Regions from separate parts of the Homo sapiens genome. Here region 1 is linked to region 2. A link is a contact called in ENCODE Hi-C or POLR2A ChIA-PET data. All regions are on one chromosome and are shown on one strand. Each heading gives the region's core, a stretch centred on a gene start or an enhancer-like site at or near the end of the contact. The rest is flanking DNA. Distances are from core to core; before and after follow the strand shown.

Region 1 (4,769 bases), core at 427-2,926, 160 kb after region 2:
CCCCCTCCCATGTGTGTCCCTCATCTTCCCACATGAAGGAACACCCTCCTGCTCCCTGAGGCCTGGATCCACAGTGATGGAGCGTATCCGGATCTCCCTGTGTGACAAATGCTCACACATTTCTTTGCTTCTCTACTAGAAGCATGAGGTCTTTGAGACTATACTAGATCTGTGTACAGCTTTTGAGGGAAAAAAGCCCTAGTGGCCTACTGTTGCTCAATTGGAATGTGATCAATTGTGTTTCCCATGGGAGCAGGAGGCAAGGGAGGGGTCTGTGCGTGCGTGGAGCTCACTTTGCAGTACACCCATCTGTGGCCAACCATTGATGCCTGGATCCATGGCTGCACCCACACCTCTGCTCAGTCCCTGGACGGTCCCTGCGGCCATCCTCAAAAGGAAACCCCAATTGTATCCTTGTCTTAATTATCATGAGGGCATCTGGAAGTGGTGGCAGAAGCCAGAGACAGGTGAGGGTCCCAGTGGTTCCTGGCAGCTGTGAAGGGCTTAGCTTAGGGTGAGGACTGGACAGAGCCCCTGGGTCCCATTCTGCCCCCAGCCACTCAGGCAATATCCTCTTTTCCCCTTCTCTCTCAGCCTCTTCTCACCCTAGGGCTGTACCCAAAGCTCTGAATGAGACTGTCCCTGCCCCGCCCCATCCACTCCTGGTCCAGCTCAGCAGTGACCTTGGAACTCCAGGAGCAGCTCAGTACCCCTGTCTCCGAGTCAGCTCTGCTCCAGGCAGGGCCAGAATCTGGAGTGTGCAGGAGGCCGGATGGCAGGGGCATTGCCCCAGGACTGAGCCGTATTCTGAGGGTTCCCAGAGACCTGACCTCCTACTTGTATACAGTCTTTTCAGTCAGCGTCTGCCTTAAAGGCTGTGACCCAGGCACCTTCCCTGGGAATTAACTCCAGCATTGTCCTCTGGGTCGACACAGTCCTTGGCAGCCTCTCCTTCCTGGGGTTACACCCAGTTCCTCTGCTCTTCTCCAGTGGATGGAATCTCCTTCTCCTTGACACACAGCATCTGGAGCCACCAATCTGCTGCCCCACTCAAATGTGAGGACCGCACATGCCTGAGCTCCTGCTGTCTGCACACCACGCACCGTGGGGGTTCCTTATGACCAGAGACACAGTCTGAAACAGACCTGAATTTGCTAAACCCTCTAGAGCTCGACAGGACCTAAGCCTTGATATGGTTCTGTGTGCTCCTCCCAGGGCGCCCGCTGTCCCCGAGCTCCGGGCCTGAGTGCTGGCTGGCGGAGACCCACAGTGGGTGCCCCGCTCCCGGACGATGCCCCTGGGCTTCCAGATCCAGAGCCTCGGGACGAAACTGTTTCAGGAAGACCCGGAAGGACTCGCCGGTCGCGGCAAGGGACAGGCGGTTCCTGAGACAGGAGGAGCCAGGAAATGCGGGGCCTGGTGGGGTGAGGAGCACGGGGTTCCTCCTTCATCCTCGCGGGGACTTTGCCACCGGCTCAGTGTGGAGGCCTCACCGTCCCGCCCGGATCCGTGGGGCTCCGACAGTGTGGCCCCTGCGAGGACCCCCCCCATCCTCCTCGCCCTGGGGCTGCTGCGGGAGGGCGCCCGGGCAGCACTAGGTCCTGAGTGTCCAGGGTCCGGCAGGGGCTTCCCGTTGTCGCCTCCCTGACCCCGCCGCTTGCGGTCCAGGGCTGCTGGTTTCTCCGCTGGTCTGGGAGGCCCTAGCATGGACGTCGTGAGGCGGAGAAAACCTTGGGATGGGTGGAAAAGAAGGATTGGAGGGAGGGCGGCAGAAAGGGAGAGGAAGGAAACAGGGCCGGAGAACAATGAGAAACCCCCACCACGAAAATGGGGAGAGGGGGACACGCGCACAGCCCCCACACTCCACCGACTCTCCGTCTCCTGCTCTCTGCCCAGTAAGGAACACAGGCCCCACCCCCTCCACCCTCACTGTGTTTGGGATCAGCCATTTCAGCGGGGTGAGGCGTCCCCTTGTGGGTGCGATTGGCATTTCCCTGAGGGCTGTGAACACTGAACACCTTTTCCTGGGCTCACTGCGATTTGCATTCTTCTTCTGATGCCAGCGGGCAAGGGGAGGTCCCCAAACGCCGGTGGGACCTCGACTCCAGCCAGTGTCCAGATTCTTGATATTGCCGGGGAAATTAATTCAAGGACCAGTAGGAAATAGAGAAAGGACGGAGATTTATTGTAAAAGGCAAAGTACACAGTCAAGTAAAGGGAGTGCAGGGGAACTCGAGAGAGAAGCAGGTGCAAGTTTGGGGCTGCCACCTTTCTGGGTTTCTTTAACCAAGGAGTGGAATATTCATGAAAATTCCTGGAAGAAGGTAGAGATTTCTCAGAACTGTGGTGCCCCGCATTTTTACACTAAATATAAGTGTTCTCAGAACTGCTCAGGAGCTGGCTGGTGTGTGTTTAGTATGTTAATCAGCATGTAATGAGGTCCTAGGTGAAACCTAGGTCAAATGCAGGGCCTTGTTGGGTCCAGTCATTCTTAGCCAGCTTGGTCCACATGCTGTTTTTCAGCATCTTATCAGCCCAGAGCCTCTGCACATATTTCAACAGATTCCTTTTGCTAGTCACCTGAAACTGCTGCCCAAAATTTTCTATTCTTTTGAGACCACCGTGTAGTATACCTGTCTTACTTTGGAGAAATGTCTATTCAAATTCCTTGCATATATTTAAATTGGGTTATTTCACTTTATAATGTTGAGTTGCAACATTATATATTATATATAATATATAATTGCAATTATATTTTGTTGCAATATTATATATTCAGAATACCAGTCCCTTACCTGATATATGATTTTTATTTTATTTTTTAAAATTTATTTATTTATTTATTTTTTAATTTTTAAATAATTTTTAAAAATTATACTTTAAGTTCTAGGGTACATGTGCACAACGTGCAGGTTTGTTACGTAGGTATACTTGTGCCATGTTCGGTTGCTGCACCCATCAACTCGTCATTTACATTAGGTATTTCTCCTAATGCTATCCCTCCCCCAGCCCCTCACCTCCCAATAGGGCCCAGTGTGTGATGTTCCCCGCCCTGTGTCCATGTGTTCTCATTGTTCAACTCCCACCTATGAGTGAGAACATGTGGTGTTTGGTTTTCTGTCCTTGTGATAGTTTGCTTAGAATGATCGTTTCCAGCTTAATCCATGTCCCTGCAAAGGACATGAACTCATCCTTTTTTATGGCTGCATAGTAGTCTGTGTTGTATATGTGCCACATTTTCTTAATCCAGTCTATCATTGATGGACAACTCTTTGCTATTGTGAATAGTGCCACAATAAACATATATGTGCATGTGTCTTTACAGTAGCATGATTTATAATCCTTTGGGTATATACCCAGTAATGGGATTGCTGGGTCAAATGGTATTTCTAATTCTAGATCCTTGAGGAATCACCACACTGTCTTCCACAATGGTTTAACTAATTTACACTCCCACCAACAGTGTGAAAGCGTTCCTCTTTCTCCACATCCTCTCCAGCATCTGTTGTTTCCTGACTTTTTAATGATTACCATTCTAACTGGTGTGAGATGGTATCTCATTGCGGTTTTCATATGCATTTCTCTGATGGCCAGTGATGATGACCATTTTTTCGTATGTCTGTTGGCGGCATAAATGTCTTCTTTTGAGAAGTGTCTGTTCATATCCTTTGCCCACTTTTTGATGGGGTTGTTTTTTTTTTCTTGTAAATTTGTTTAAGTTCTCTGTAGATTCTGGATGTTAGCCCTTTGTCAGATGGGTAGATTGCAAAGATTTTCTCCTATTCTGTAGGTTGCCTGTTCACTCTGATGATAGTTTCTTTTGCTGTGCAGAAGCTCTTCAGTTTAATCAGATCCCATTTGTGTACTTTGCCTTTTACTGCCATTGCTTTTAGTGTTTTAGTCATGAAGTCTTTGCCCATGCCTATGTCCTGAATGGTATTGCCTAGGTTTTCTTCTAGGGTTTTTATGGTGTTAGGTCTAACATTTAAGTCTTTAATCCATCTTGAGTTAATTTTTGTATAAGGTATAAGGAAGGGATCCAGTTTCAGCTTTCTACCTATGACCAGCCAGTTTTCTCAGCACCATTTATTAAATAGGGAATCCTTTCCCCATTGCTTGTTTTTGTCAGATCAAAGACCAGATGGTTGTAGTTGTGTAGTGTTATTTCTGAGGCCCCTGTTCTGTTCCATTGGTCTATATATCTGTTTTGGTACCAGTACCATGCTGTTTGGTTACTGTAGCCTTGTAGTATAGTTTGAAGTCAGGTAGAGTGATGCCTCCAGCTTTGTTCTTTTGGCTTAGGATTGTCTTGGCTCTGCAGGCTTTCTTTTGGTTCCATATGAAGTTTAAAGTAGTTTTTCCAATTCTGTGAAGAAAGTCAGTGGTAGCTTGATGGGGATAGCATTGAATCTATAAATTACCTTGGGGAGTATGGCCATTTTCACAATTTCCTATCTATGAGTATGGAATGTTCTTCCATTTGTTTGTGTCCTCTTTTATTTAGTTGAGCAGTGGTTCATAGTTCTCCTTGAAGAGGTCCTTCACATCCCTTGTAAGTTGGATTCCTAGGTATTTTATTCTGTTTGTAGCAATTGTGAATGGGAGTTCACTCATGATTTGGCTCTCTGTTTGTCTATTATTGGTGTAAAGGAATGCTTGTGATTTTTGCATGTTTATTTTGTATCCTGAGACTTTGCTGAAGTTGCTTGTCAACTTTCCGCCAACAACCACACAGTCTGCTCCCACACACTCTCTACCACACAAGCCCT
Region 2 (4,493 bases), core at 1,761-4,260:
CTACAGAAGTTTAACATTAACTTCTAATGTTACCTGCATTTTAGGTTTTGTATAACATTGTAGTTTGTTAGAGATGTAAAGGAATCCAAGGAACATATCCTTTGAGAAATAACATCTAAATACTATGTATCAATTAAAAGTTATTAAGGTATAGTGAAAGATCCATTTTATTTTTTTTCCCCATTGATTGGCAGAGGAAGGTACATATTTTAAAATAATCTCTGGTACTTAGAGAATATGCTTTACCGTAACTTGCCATCACATAAAATTCTTCCTTAATTATATTGTGAATTTTTTTTTTCTTTTTTGAGACGGAGTTTTGCTCTTGTTGCCCAGGCTAGAGTGCAATGGCGCGATCTCGGCTCACGACAACCTCCACCTTGTGGGTTCAAGTGATTCTCCTACCTCAGCCTCCCGAATAGCTGGGATTACAGGCACATGCCACCATGCCCAGCTAGTTTTTGTATTTTTAGTAGAGACAGGGTTTCACCAAGTTGGCCAGGATGGTCTCAATCTCTTGACCTCGTGATCTGCCCGGCTCGGCCTCCCAAAGTGCTGGGATTACAGGCGTGAGCCACCGCGCCCGGCCATGTTGTGAATTTAAAACTAATTCCTTTCACATTTTTTCAGTACAGAAAGTACCTGGGAGTGTCTCAGCCTCTACTTAGCATCTATCATGCCTAATCATTCTGAATGGGAAGAAAAAGGTGAAAGTTTTGTTAATTTCTTATTGTTTTTCCAGACATGTTGATAGCAGAGAAGAAATGTGGGGTAGATGGTTAACAGCTATCCAAGTCTTATAAACTAATATAATAAGGTAATATTTCTTTTATTTAGATGTAACCTTGTAACAAGCTTAGAAAGTTTCTATATGACTTGAAATCTATCTGCAGCTTATTTTCTTTCTTTCTTTCTTTCTTTTTTTTGAGATGGAGTTTTGTTCTTGTTGCCCGGGCTGGAGTGCAATGGCGGGATCTCAGCTCACTGCAACCTCCGCCTCCCTTGTTCAAGTGATTCTCCTGCTTCAGCCTCCCAAGTAGCAGAGATTACGGGCACCTGCCACCACATCTGGCTAATTTTTGTATTTTTAGTAGAGACGGGGTTTCACCATATTGGCCAGGCTGGTCTCAAACTCCTGACCTCAGGTGATCCACCCACCTCGGCCTCCCAAAGTGCTGGGATTACAGGCGTGAGCCACTGCGCCCGGCCTATTTTCTTACCTGTATTTTCAGTGCTTATACCAACACAGGCCCTCTTTATTTTTTTATTTCTGCCAGAGTTTTCAGCATTTTAGATCATATATCTTAGAATAATCACTGATTCTTTCAGACTGTCATCAGATTAACTCAGCAGTTCTTACAAATGCCTTTCATAGCCATCCCTTTCACCATATTTTCATTGATACCATCCCAGCCCAGGTTCGTAGTTGAAACTTACGAGTAACATACCTGGTGTCTGATTGGTTGTCATACTTTTCATTTTCCCTCCTTTCAGATCCAATCCATTCTACACATTATACTGATTTTTTCCTAGTGTACTGATTTCTGTTATGTCACTTTGCTGCTTAGGCTTCTTAATGCTTACTGTATCAGGTGTAAACACCTTTTGCTTACCTTTCCAGGCCTTTTTAGAGTCTTATATAGCTTACTCCCATGCTCCAACTCCAATCCTGTTCTGCAGGCTGGTCTTATTTGCCTCTTCATATGCCTTGTGCATGAGGGTACATTGTTCAGTTGCTATAAAAAAAGACCAAACCACAATACCTTAAACAAAATAAGTTTCTCTCTCCCATAGCAGTCCAAACAGTTCAAGACTAATATGGTGGTTCCATGGTGCTGAAGACCTAGACTCCTCTCTTGTTGCTCTGCTCTTTCCCTCATCTACAAGGTTAAAGATAGTTTACCTTCACCATTTCCCTCTTCCAGCCAATGGGGAGGTAAGCAGGAGAAAAAGGAAAACACCCATTCCTTTTAAGAGCATGATCTGGGCCAGGTGTAGTGGCTCATGCCTGTAATCCCAGCACTTTGGGAGGTCGAGGTGGGCGGATCACGAGGTCAGGAGATCGAGACCATCTTGGCTAACACTGTGAAACCCTGTCTCTACTAAAAATACAAAAAATAGCTGGGCATGGTGGTGCATGCCTATAGTCCCAGCTACTTGGGAGGCTGAGGCAGGACAATCGCTTGAACCAGGGAGTCGGAGGTTGCAGTGAGCCAAGATCGTACCACTGCACTCCAGCCTGGCACAGAGCAAGACTCCGTCTCAAAAAACAAACAAAACAAAAAGAGCATGTTCTGGAAGTTGTATCCATAATTTCTACGTATGTTCCATTGACAAGAACTTAATTGTAAGAGTTCACATAATCACAGGGAGACTAATTGGGAATGCACCCAAATAATTCTATCACTATATACTGGATTATAGAGGATGCAGGTAAAAAAGTGTGTGTGTGTGTGTGTGTGTGTGTGTATACACACATATATAAAACTGATATAACTATATGAAGGAAGGGGATAGGTTTGTGTTGTGTAAATACTCATCCATCTTGGCAGGAGGTCAGCAGATGATGTCTAAAGTAGATAAAACATGAAATACACACACACACACACATAAAATTTTATCACTATGAAAGTAAAGCAGTCCTTGCTGTATCTTGCTAATTGTAAGGGTGATGTGTGTGTGTGTGTGTGTGTGTACATATATATATACACATACATACTATCTATGATAGGAGAATTGAGAATATTAATTTTTAATCAAGTAATATATGTACATATTTAAAAGATACAGAATAAGATGAGCTTATAATGAAAAACAACATTCTTCGCCATTCCCAGACTCATTGCTTAGAGTGAACCACTTTTAACTGTTTTTGGTTCTTGTGATTATCTTCATATCTCTAAATCATATGCTTAAACTGATGTTTCATGTTTTATCTACTTTAGACATCATCTGCTGACCTCCTGCCAAGATGGATGAGTATTTACACAATACAAACCTATCCCCTTCCTTCATATAGTTATATCATAGTTTTTGGTTCCTCTTTTGTGGTTACCTTTGTAACTTTAAGTAATAGACTTTAACCTCTGTTTCTTGTTCCATAATTTATAAACTGACACTACCTCTTAACCCATCTACTTGGTAAGAAAGGGTATTAGGGAGTTCCCGCTCTCATTTCCTAATTGATTGACAGTTCTTTTACATTGTCAAAGTTGATAACATTTACATTTTGTTTTGAGCAGTAAATAAATCTTCTGCACCTTATTGTTGATTTCAAAAGTTGAAAATCAGTAGCCATCATTAATATTTATGACTGTATCCATACTTTGCTGAACGATGTAGTGTATTGAGTTTATTCCTTGCCCTTTGTTTCCTATATTACAGACCTTTCTGCTATTGAAGACTGTCAAATGTTTTTCCTTTGTTTTTTAATGCTTCATCAGTTGCTTTAAATCTTGCTACATTTTAGTTTTCCTTATATGTAAATCATAACTCTTGTATAGTGTTTTTGTTTTTTTTCCTGGAATTTGATTTATCCTCTGTGCCCGTTTTCACCCACGCTTCAAGTTGGGAAAAGAAACATATTTTTCTTACCATGACCCTAATTTTTTCAAGGTTTTTATTATTTGGCTGATAGCTTGGATTCTATTGTAGTCTCCTTTTTGAATCCTGTTTTCATTTGGATCAGTTGCATATTTGGACCAACATTAGCCATTATTATAATCATTTAATGAGGGTCTTTAGACCCTAGGGCGGCAAGCAGATCGGGTATGGGTGGCTCTCAAGCTGTTCTCTATTTCAGAAAAGCCTAATGGTAATTGCACATTTACCCCTAATTAGCCTGTACATGCAAAGTAAAACATCAAATTACTTTTCTGTTTGTTAGAAATATTTTAGAGTGCTGGTAATCTATGATATATATATATATCTATGATATATATATCTATGATATATATATCTATGATATATATATATCTATGATATATATATCTATGATATATATATCTATGATATATATATCTATGATATATATATATCTATGATATATATATATCTATGATATATATATGATATATATATCTATGATATATATATATCTATGATATATATATATCTATGATATATATATCTATGATATATATATCTATGATATATATATATCTATGATATATATACCTATGATATATATATACCTATGATATATATACCTATGATATATATATCTATGATAATCTATGATATATATGATATATATATCTATGATATATATCTATGATATATATATCTATGATATATATGTTATATATATCTATGATATATATCTATGATATATATATCTATGATATATATGATATATATATCTATGATATGTATATCTATGATATATATGATATATATATCTATGATATATATGATATATATATCTATGATATATATGATATATCTATGATATCTATGATATGTATATCTATGATATATATATCTATGATATG

Evidence for each region. A loop is a pair of places that touch in the nucleus more often than their neighbours do. ChIA-PET counts read pairs that join two places held with the same protein, here RNA polymerase II (POLR2A). Pooled maps may share reads with other maps.
Region 1: a loop to region 2 is called in a map of CD8-positive, alpha-beta T cell, with 2.2 times the contacts of the local background. The contact joins two enhancer-like sites. A Hi-C loop is called at or near these places in 1 of 168 maps with a recorded cell type or tissue (CD8-positive, alpha-beta T cell), 1 of 37 single-sample maps with no recorded cell type and 7 of 50 pooled maps. POLR2A ChIA-PET finds 5 or more read pairs at or near these places in 2 of 52 experiments (AG04449 and H1).

Annotation. Positions count from the first base shown.
Region 1 is chr6:149,924,400-149,929,168 of GRCh38, forward strand. No RefSeq gene overlaps it. Among named protein-coding and RNA genes, the nearest start is that of RAET1G, 3.7 kb to the left of the region's middle. RefSeq lists enhancers at 918-1,453, 1,454-1,988 and a silencer at 1,919-1,998. Within about 2 kb of position 1,677, at least 5 of the 41 ENCODE cell types and tissues checked have a DNase peak (open chromatin) inside an H3K27ac peak, as active enhancers do.
Region 2 is chr6:149,758,586-149,763,078 of GRCh38, forward strand. The region is part of intron 1 of PCMT1 (protein-L-isoaspartate (D-aspartate) O-methyltransferase); the gene reads left to right. Among named protein-coding and RNA genes, the nearest start is that of PCMT1, 11 kb to the left of the region's middle. Within about 2 kb of position 3,011, at least 3 of the 41 ENCODE cell types and tissues checked have a DNase peak (open chromatin) inside an H3K27ac peak, as active enhancers do.